2 separate regions of the Homo sapiens genome follow, and region 2 is linked to region 1. Evidence: chromatin contacts called from ENCODE Hi-C data. All regions are on one chromosome and are shown on one strand. Each heading gives the region's core, a stretch centred on a gene start or an enhancer-like site at or near the end of the contact. The rest is flanking DNA. Distances are from core to core; before and after follow the strand shown. Region 1 holds the start of ANKRD13C-DT (ANKRD13C divergent transcript). Region 2 holds the start of MIGA1 (mitoguardin 1).

Region 1 (4,487 bases), core at 1,742-4,241:
TATCAGAAAAATCTATGAGGCTATGGGAGAAAAAATGACTAAATAAGAAGCACATTAAATTGAAGCCACAGTTCCTAGGACACCTCACTGTAGGAGATGAGCATGTACACATTGCAGGGGGGAAAGCAATTATATTTACCCCAGGTATGTGAACCACCGGTTACATTAATCAGAAACATCAATGATATAAGGTCAGCTAAACACAATAAAAACCTTCCTTTAAAAAAGTGAATTTCAAGGCCAGGCGCGGTGGCTCAGGCCTGTAATCCCAGCACTCTGGGAGGCCGAGGCGGGCAGATCACGAGGTCAGGAGATGGAGACCATCCCGGCTCACACAGTGAAACCCCGTCTCTACTAAAATTACAAAAAAATTAGCCTGGCGCGGTGGTGGGCGCCTGTACTACCAGCTACTCAGGAGGCTGAGGCAGGAGAATGGCGTGAACCCGGGAGGCGGAGCTTGCAGTGAGCGGAGATTGCACCACTGCACTCCAGCCTGGGCGACAGAGCAAGACTCCGTCTCAAAAAAAAAAAAAAAAAAAAAAAAGTTAATTTCAGTGGGCTAAGGACAAGAGTTTAAGAGTATACAGGATTCTAATTACTTTGAACAGAATTTGAACTTAAACAAATGTACTCCTAAATGTTGGGTTGAAGAAGACATGGAAGCCCAACAATCCTGTAATTCAATAGCTTCAGTGATATTCATCCATCTCTTCTTTCAAAGGGAGTTAACTCTCAAACCTTTTATCTGTTTCAGGGATATTTCAAGGTAATGTAACTATGGCTACTATGTAAACCAAATTTGAAAAACTTCCTCATAATAGACTAATAAACTGAAGCTACAACCCATCTCCCACTAACAACTGTTTTCCAAAGGGCTAGCATAGAATTACCATCATCAACAAACAACATTATCCTTGTACTATAATAGTAAAATGATTAAGTAATTTAAATGTAGGAAAGAAAAACTGGCTGCAACTTTAACATACTTTTTTGGGGATTTATGATAAATGATAGGTGGTGATTTTATTACAATTACAACATTGTAAATTCTGAAAACAAATGCAGTTGTTAGATAATTATACAGCCAAGAGAAATCTTACTCGTTTTTTTTATCTGAATTTTTGTCCTAAAAAGCCTACGATCCAATGGAATTAAGTGAGCTTATTTCACAGGCAAATATTTCATTGATACGTATATCATTTTGAGCACAAAGTTGGTTCAGTGTGTTCTAACTGAATGTATACAATTTTCATATTAATAGCAGAGCGATCAACAATATTTGCCAACTACCCAGTTTAAAACGGCTATTAAATGTTAAAATGTCAGTGTTCACATTAGTCTTCAATAATAAATTTACTGTTGCTTAAAAGTCAACTCAGTCACATTATTTTTTAGAATTAAACAAAAAATTCAGCTGACAAGGCAAAAAGAAATGGTCAATATTGACTAAGATAAAATTACCATAAAAATCATAATACTATTTTTAGTCACAGTCATCAAGATGAGACATTACTATTAGCAATTATCTACTTAAAACAAGCAAAAAATCAAATCTCTACTCAAACAAAAATCGGCTGTTGAGAAGTCACTTTAACTGTTCTACGTATCAAATACCAACAAATTTCTACTGTGTGGCTTTCAGAAATCTAACATTCTAAGTTTACTGAAAGCAGACAAAAAAGAAACAACCTGGTGGCAGGCAAAATCACAACCAGTTGCAGTCAAGATGGGATCTGTATGTGAGCAATGAAGGGAGGAGGGCAATTTATGCGTTCAAAATTTAAAATGCCAAGGTAGGGGGAAGAGAGAGAAATAAAGATATATAGCTCCATAAACAAAGGGAGAAAACCATGTTGGGTGGGAGGCAACCTAAAATTTCTGACAGTCCAGAATCAGCAAATCGAAGGCCTGTCTCAAACAAAACAGCTTCTCACGACAAACTTTGAAGTGGGCAAGGAGGATACATTCCTTTGCACCCACAAGAACCAACCCCTTGACCACTGGCACGCTATTACTGAGTCGATCATGATTTACCGAACGGCCCGGATGATGGGCAAAAAGAAGAGTCTGCTGGAGGGGGCCTAGGATTCCAGAAGCCTGGGGAGGCACACCCTAGGCTCGGGGAAGGAGAGAGGTGGAGAGGGGCTAGCACTCCTCACCGTGATTATCTTTCTGCCCGATATTGTGCGTGCGGATGAGAGAGGAGAGTCTCCTCACATCCCCCTTGAAGACGCACTCGTGCACCGGGTAGTGTGCGGGGCAACTGCCTCCATCCGCGACGACAGCAACGGGGTTGGTGCCGGCCAGAAGGGCCGGGGACTGGGAGTTGGCAGTCACGGAGGAATTGTGCAGCGGCAGAGCCGGGGCGCCGGGGGGATTGGAGGAGGCCGGAGCTGCCTTCAGCTGTAGCCGGTGGTGATGGTTACTGAAGATCTTATGACAAGCTTTGCCGCCCTTGCCAATCCTGCTTCTGGTAAAGGTACCGCCGAGGGCAGCCGCCGCTTCCTCATCCCCGGGCTCCAGCAGGTCCCCTTCTTCTTTGCTGGGCTTGTGGTCCCTCCGCAGTGAGCGGATCTTCTCCCCGGTCATCGCCGCCGCCAGGGGCAAGGGGGGGAATCGGGAGGCTCACCGCTGGCGACGGAGCTGGCGCTGCGGCGGCACAAGGCGATTAGAGCGGTGGCCAAGAGCCTCCAGCGCAGCATGAACTCCCACTGAGCCCCCGAGCCTGGGACAAACGCATCTCCCGGGGAAGAGCCGGCTCTCGCCTAGGCACGAAGGGACGCGCGCTCGCTGGGGGAAGCTAGAACTCAGGTGCCCACGACACCAGGATCTCAGTCTCGCCGTCGCAGCCGCCGTCGCTGCCTTACACCGAAAAACAGGGCACGGCCATCTTCCTCTTGCTCCTCTCGCGAGAGCTCCCCCAGGAGTGAAGAGAGAGAAAACACCGCGATAAGTGAGCCACCCGCTCCCTCCCTCGCACCTTCTATTCCCAGAATCACTAGGCGCCGGCGCCTCCGAGGCAGTGTGTTTCCGCCCAGAGCTGGAGTCTCCCAGCTGCCAGCCGACCCCGAACCCGCACTCCCGCCAACCGCGCTTTTTGTGGGCGGTCGGAAACCACAGCCTCCGTTGGATATGTTCGGTGCATGTTATAAACAACCACTTAAACCCTCCGGATCTGAGCCTCCCGCAGAGGAATGCAGAATGACGCCACGGCACGCAGGATGTGATGTCACCGAGATGCAGAGGATACTCAGTCAACCAACATTTACTGAGCATCTACTTCGTGCCGTATGTACGAAGCTAGCAAATATGTACAGCACCAGTACTGATTGCAGGGAGCACTGTAGAAGAGGAATGAAGGCCAAACAATTAAAAGCGGAGGCGGGGAGGTGGGTTGCACACAAAAAAGGGAGGGACGAATTTTAGTGTTGAGTTGTCAGGAAAGTCATAGAAGAGTTTAGGTGCTGACTTTGGAAAATGATGGGCTGTCCAGCAATCGGAAAGAGGGGAGGCCACTCAAATATTTATTAGATGAATGAATTTCGGGCAGATGTCAGAGTTAACATATATGAGGGTGGGGACACTCAAGGAGGGCAAAGAATCGTGTAACTGAAATATAATTGTATTAGTTCATGGCCAACCTCAACCTAGTGTCAAACTCTGAAGAAACGTAAATCTGCCAACCATAAAACTTTAACAAAGTAACTAAAGCTGGCCACTGAGGACGTAAGGAGGGGGCTTAGCAAAACATCCTAAAGATCTTCACCCATTTAACTCTCCAAAGTCCCCCTATGTTCTGAGAGCAAATACTTCAGATCTCTCTCTCTTTTTTTTGTTTTTTTGTTTTTTTGACAGAGTCTCTGTAGTCCAGGCTAGAGTGCAGTGGTGCAATCTCGGCTCACTGCGACCTCCACCTCCCAGGTCCAAGCGATTCTCCTGCCTCAGCCTCCAGAGTAGCTGGGATTATAGGCCTGCGCCACCACACCAAGCTAATTGTTGTATTTTTAGTAGAGACGGGGTTTCACCGTGTTGGCCAGGCTGGTCTTGAACCCCTGACCTCAGTGATCCGCCAGCCTCAGCCTCCCAAAGTGCTGGGATTACAGGCATGAGCCACTGCGCCCGGCCAGATCTCTTCTTTCTTAAAGTTTATACTACTGCTAACTCATCTCCGCAAACAAACAACTCGATGGGCCTCTCTTAATCCTCCCCAGTCACTCAACTTTTCACCTCCAATTTTCTTCTCAGTCTGTTCAGATAAATCTGTTTCTTCCTCTTCTTTCTTTTTCGGTGGAGTGGAGAGTTCCGTTTATGTTAAAACATTACCCAATCAACAGTTCAAAGCATCCTCTTGAGACAGCAGTAGAGACTGAAAAAATACATGCAATAATGTTTGCTTCTTCCACAATAGCCAATATTTATTGTTAACGCTAAGCCAGGCAGTATGCTTGGCACTTTATATGCTGTTATCTCCCCCTGATTAGCATTAG
Region 2 (5,121 bases), core at 2,314-4,813, 7.4 Mb after region 1:
ACTTCAGTGCAGCCTGGGCAATAAAGTGAGATCCTGTATCAAAGCAAGAAAGAAAGAAAGAGAGAAAGAGACAAAGAAAGAAAGAAGGAAGGAAGGAAGGAAGGAAGGAAGGAAGGAAGGAAGGAAGGCGGGCGGGCAGGCAGGCAGGCAAACGAGACAGACAGAAGGAAAAGAAACAAAGAAAGAAAAGATATATATTTGCTCTCTGTCCCCAGTCCTGACACAGAGCTCCTAAATCTCTTGGAATTTCCCGGTTGATAGGAGTGTCTTTTTTTCTAATATTCTTGTTGGGCTCCTGGATAGCTTCAGGATAGGGGCTGGTCACCAGCAAATTCAAGCTATGATTAGAAGCTTAAAAATGTTGGCCCCATACCTACCCTATCCTCTGTGGAGGAGAGAGTAGTTGAAGATTGAGTTAATAATCAATTATGGTTACATTGTCAGAGGGTTCAAACCAGAGCGACTCCGTTTTGAGTGCGGGCTAGGAAAATGAGGCTGGGACTTGCTGGGCTGCATTCCCAGAAAGTTAGGCATTTCTAGCTTCTAAACATTTACAGTTAAGGGAACAGATTGATAATGTTTACTAAACAGACCCAGACTTGGGAGTGTCCTGATGTCCCTGATACCTTGAGAGCAAAAGCATTCCTAATTTTGCTTTAAAGATAATAATATTAATTCTTGCAAAATATGGTAATTAAGAAAATTAATCTTTTACCACAAACCCTCGTAGCAGAGCACATCTTCCCATGATCTTTTTTTTTTTAACTCCTCTATAAATGAATATTGTACCTAGAGTGGATGCATTCCTCTTCTTCCTTTTGGGAACGCCCTACTCTGTCTATAGAGTAAGTGGACATTCACCACTTCACTGTCTTAAACTTGCTTTTGCTTTGGACTGTGGACTTGCCCTGAATTCTTTCTTGTGCGAAATCCAAGCACCCTCTCTTGGGATCTGGATTGGTACCCCTTTCTGGTAACAACATTATGAAGCCTCCACAGAAATCCCTGAAGTACGGGGTTCTAAGAGCTTCTGAGTTGGTGAACACATCCATATCCCAAAAAGGTCATACACCCTGATTCCATGGGGACAGAAGTTCCTGCACTTAGGATCCTTCCAGATCTTGTTTTATGTACCTCTTCATCCGGCTGTTCATCTGTATCCTTTGTAATATCTTCTGTTATAAATCAATAGACTGGTTTGGGATGGGAGGAGAAGATTGTGGGAATTCCTGATTTATAGCTGGTTGGTCAGAAGTACAAGTGACAACCTGGGATTTGCAATTGGTATCTGAAGTGGGGGCAGTCTTGTAGGACTGAGCCCTTAAGGGTTTGGTGCATAGTATTGAATTAAATTTAACTGTACAACACCCAGTTGGTAGACACTAAATTAAAGAGTGGAGTTTATAATAAGAAATAATTGGAGACTTGTTTGGTGGGGAAAAACCTCCACACATTTGGAGTCAGAAGTGTTGAAACTACAGAAAAATAGCTTTGTGTTTCTTTTCCTTTAACAATGCATCTAGTAAGTGGCCAAGAAAGGATTCAAACCCAGGCAGTCTGACTTCACAGTTTTGTTTTGATATTATGCAGATAGGATCCCCTAAATTCATTAATGGTTGCTGTAGCATGTATTGCAGTACTTGTACAGAAGAAACAACTGGTAGTACTCCATGAACTCCATTCTCTGGTTTAGTGAGCATTACACGATGGCTTGGTTATCTGGGGGAGGTACTGGCCTTCAGAATTAATCCAGGCTCCAATTTTTTTTTCCTTGTCTCCAATATCAGAAGACATTGAGTCCCCTGTCCTTCTGGTTTAAACCACTACTTGTTTGGTTTTCTTTTACTTGTAGCGAATATGTTAACTAATATATCCAATAATGGCTAAGATTGAGTGCAGTACTCTGCCAAACCAGAAGAAGGGAGGCTTACAGCAAATTACATTTGGTTTATAAACATAAATTAAATGTGATATTTCTATTTTATATATTTTATTATTATTTTGTAGAAATGAGGGTCTTGCTATTGCCCAGGCTAATCTCGAACTTCTTACCTCAAGGGATCCTCCCTCATCGGCCCCACAAAGTGTTGGGATTACAGATGTGAGCCACCTCACTTGGCCTAAATGTGACATATCTTATTCTCATGCTAAAGAATAAACTCTGTACCCACCGTGTAATACTATTTTTCTCATAATGTTTATTGTGGAATTAAGGAGATAATATGGTCTCAGGAAAGTTGTGTTGAGTGGTAGTCATCATCATTACTGCTATTCTCATTACGTTGAATGTTTGGAAGCTGTGGGAAATGGGAAAGAGGAGGAAATTGGGAAAATAAATGAAAATAGCCTTACAAATTTCAGGTTCTTCAAGTCTCAAGAGCTCCATTTACCCTATAAGTGCAAAATATTTTCACATAAAACCCAGTCTGTGGATCGTTAGTTATTATTAATCTAATAATATCATAAATTGGTACTACTATTCTATTTTCCATTTGGTTAAATGGGAATTTTGAAAACAGAATTATTTTGGCTTTTCACCACAAATATGCTCAGCAACTGGAATTCTTAAATCTGCAGTTTTTTTGTTTTGTTTTGTTTTGTTTTGTTTTTTGTTTTGAGACAGAGTCTCACTCTAGTCACCCAGGTTGGGGTGCAGTAGCACTATCTGGGCTCACACAACCTCCGCCTCCCGGGTTCAAGCGATTTTCCTGCCTCAGCCTCCCGAGTAGCTGGGATTACAGGCAGGTGCCTGGCTAATTTTTGTACTTTTAGTAGAGATGGGGTTTCGCCATGTTGGCCAGGCTGGTCTTGAACTCCTGACCTCAAGTGATCTGCCCGCCTTGGCCCGCCAAAGTGCTGGGATTACAGGCTTCAGCCACCGTGCCCCGCCTAAATCTGCAGTTCTGATGGAATGTTTTGACTGAAGACTGAACGTAGAAACAGTACCTTGGGTTTTGTTGTTGTTATTTTTTCCTAACCCGGCCCCCTATTAGTTTACTATGTATTAGAACCTGAGAGAGGTGACTACTCTGCCAATAAATTGCCACATTCAATATTCTTCGGTTGCCTAATTCAGTGGGAAACACAGAAAAAAAGGTAAAGAGGACATGAAATCAATAATAAATGCATCATCTATACCGGATTGGAATGCCTCTTAACACTCATTCATCTGAGGGCTGAGGGCCTGTGGTAGAAGTTCTTAATCTTGTTTTCAGGGTTTTGAAATTGTGTAACTTTTTTTTCTTTAATGTAATGAGCATGTGTATACACATTTTTTTTTTTCCAGGGGAAACCCTCCATAATTTTTACCAGATTGACAACCGTTCTAGATCCCCCGACAGGTTACGAACTACAATACTAGTTTTTTTTTTTTTTTTTTACCGGTTTGTAAAAGGATGCAATTCTTCGAATATAGTTTTTGCATCCACTTGACGAGGAAGGAGCCTCTACCCTAAACAAAAATGGCGGGAGCTGCTTCACACGTAGTCCCTCACGCAGAAAGCCTGGAAGGCCCCCTCCACTTTCTCTCCACCTTCGCACTCCTGACCCCGGAAGGACTCCGCCTTCTCCATGTCAGACTGCTGCTCAGCGCCAGGCATCAGCTGGGAAGCTGGCGTGGGCAGGCCAGCTGTACCTGGCCTGGAGCTCCAGGTACAGGGCCAGGGGCGGGGTGGGGTGGAGAGGCGGGCGGGAGGAAGCGGAGAGTTGAGCGGCCACGCAGTTGGGGCAGAGGCCTCGGGGCAGGGGTGGCGCGGACTCCATCGCTGGCGTTAGCTCTCGGAGTGCCAGGTGGAGCGGCGGAAAGCCAGAGGGTCTACGGCCGTGCCACCCTGAACACCCCCGACCTCGTCTCATCTCAGAAGCTAAGCAGGGTCGGGCCTGGTTAGTACTTGCATAGGAAAGCAGGAGGGTCCCCACGCCAGAGGGAGGCCTGCAAAGGAAGCGCGGAATTGGGATGGGCTCGCCACTGCTCTGAGCCAGAGGAAGGGTCTGGACGGCCGAGCTGGAGGGACCCCCTTTTCTGGTGTTCTTGGCAAAGAAAAAGGAAGACAGCAGAGGAGAGCTCCGCGAGGGGCTGCTGTGGGGTCGGGGGAGAGCGCGCTGGAGGTAGGGCAGCTGGTGAGGTCTCAGGTTCGGCTTGGATGCGGGTGGTTTTGAGCAGGGAGTGGCTTTTGGATGTGAAAGATTACTCTGCTTTGCAGGTGCTTTAAGAGAATAATTTAGCACGGGAGTATTGTGGTGTCAGGTCCTTCTGTAAAGTTGTTAAATTATCTATTTTCCAGAGGGAAGACTCAGCTTGTTTTTGCACAGGACTTTGAAACCTTTATTATTGTTGTTTTATTGTTGTTGTTATTGCAGCTAAACATGTTTGCTCTGTTCAAAGTGTCAGAGTTAGGTTATATAGATTTGTGCTTCACGTCAATTTTCTTTTTGATACTTCAGACTTTCCTTCCTGTTGGATTATAAAGTCAAAGTTGCAGGATAGAATTTTAAGATGTCTAAGAAACTGTTTATGACACTTATTTTTAATTCCCCAGTAGTTGGAATGTAGAGGAGCAAGTAATATCACACAGGACAATATTTTTGGTTATGTTTTATAGATTCCGTCTATAAATTTGAATAATCATGAAACCCCCTTCATGTTTATTTTTATTATGCTTCTGAAAGCAAATGAAATGACTAGTTTTTTGTTTTTTTTTCTTTAGTTTTTCAATGAATAATGATTAGGTTTGGAATCAACTTCCTCAGTAATATTAAATGAAAAAGAATGAGGTAGTTAGAATGCAAAAATAGAGGTTTGTCATAATATTTTTTCTTTTTTCTTTTTTTTTTTTTTTTGAGGCGGAGTCTGGCTCTGTCGCCCAGGCTGGAGTGCAATGGCGTGATCTCTGCTCACTGCAACCTCCGCCCCTAGGGTTCTAGAAGTTCTCCTACCTCAGCCTTCCGAGTAGCTGGGATTACAGGCGCCCGACATCACTCCTGGCTAATTTTTTTGTATTTGTAGTAGAGATGGGGTTTCGCTATATTGGCCAGGCTGGTCTTGAACTCTTGACCTCAACTGATCCACCCACCTCGGCCTCCCAAAATGCTGGGATTACAGGCGTGAGCCACCACGCCTGG

Evidence for each region. A loop is a pair of places that touch in the nucleus more often than their neighbours do. Pooled maps may share reads with other maps.
Region 2: a loop to region 1 is called in a pooled map, with 4 times the contacts of the local background. The contact joins the promoter of MIGA1 here to the promoter of ANKRD13C-DT in region 1. A Hi-C loop is called at or near these places in 1 of 168 maps with a recorded cell type or tissue (CD4-positive, alpha-beta memory T cell), 1 of 37 single-sample maps with no recorded cell type and 2 of 50 pooled maps.

Annotation. Positions count from the first base shown.
Region 1 is chr1:70,351,820-70,356,306 of GRCh38, forward strand. It overlaps ANKRD13C-DT (ANKRD13C divergent transcript), which reads left to right and starts at 2,992. Exons shown (of 4, transcript NR_168352.1): 1 at 2,992-3,389. ANKRD13C (ankyrin repeat domain 13C) reads right to left here and starts at 2,903. Exons shown (of 13, transcript NM_030816.5): 1 at 2,160-2,903. The coding sequence starts at 2,589. RefSeq lists enhancers at 1,310-2,509, 1,769-2,687, 2,643-2,692, 2,688-3,605, 2,733-2,792 and 3 more.
Region 2 is chr1:77,776,086-77,781,206 of GRCh38, forward strand. It overlaps MIGA1 (mitoguardin 1), which reads left to right and starts at 3,564. Exons shown (of 16, transcript NM_001416120.1): 1 at 3,564-3,651. It also overlaps the pseudogene RNA5SP21. RefSeq lists enhancers at 1-76, 3,451-3,540.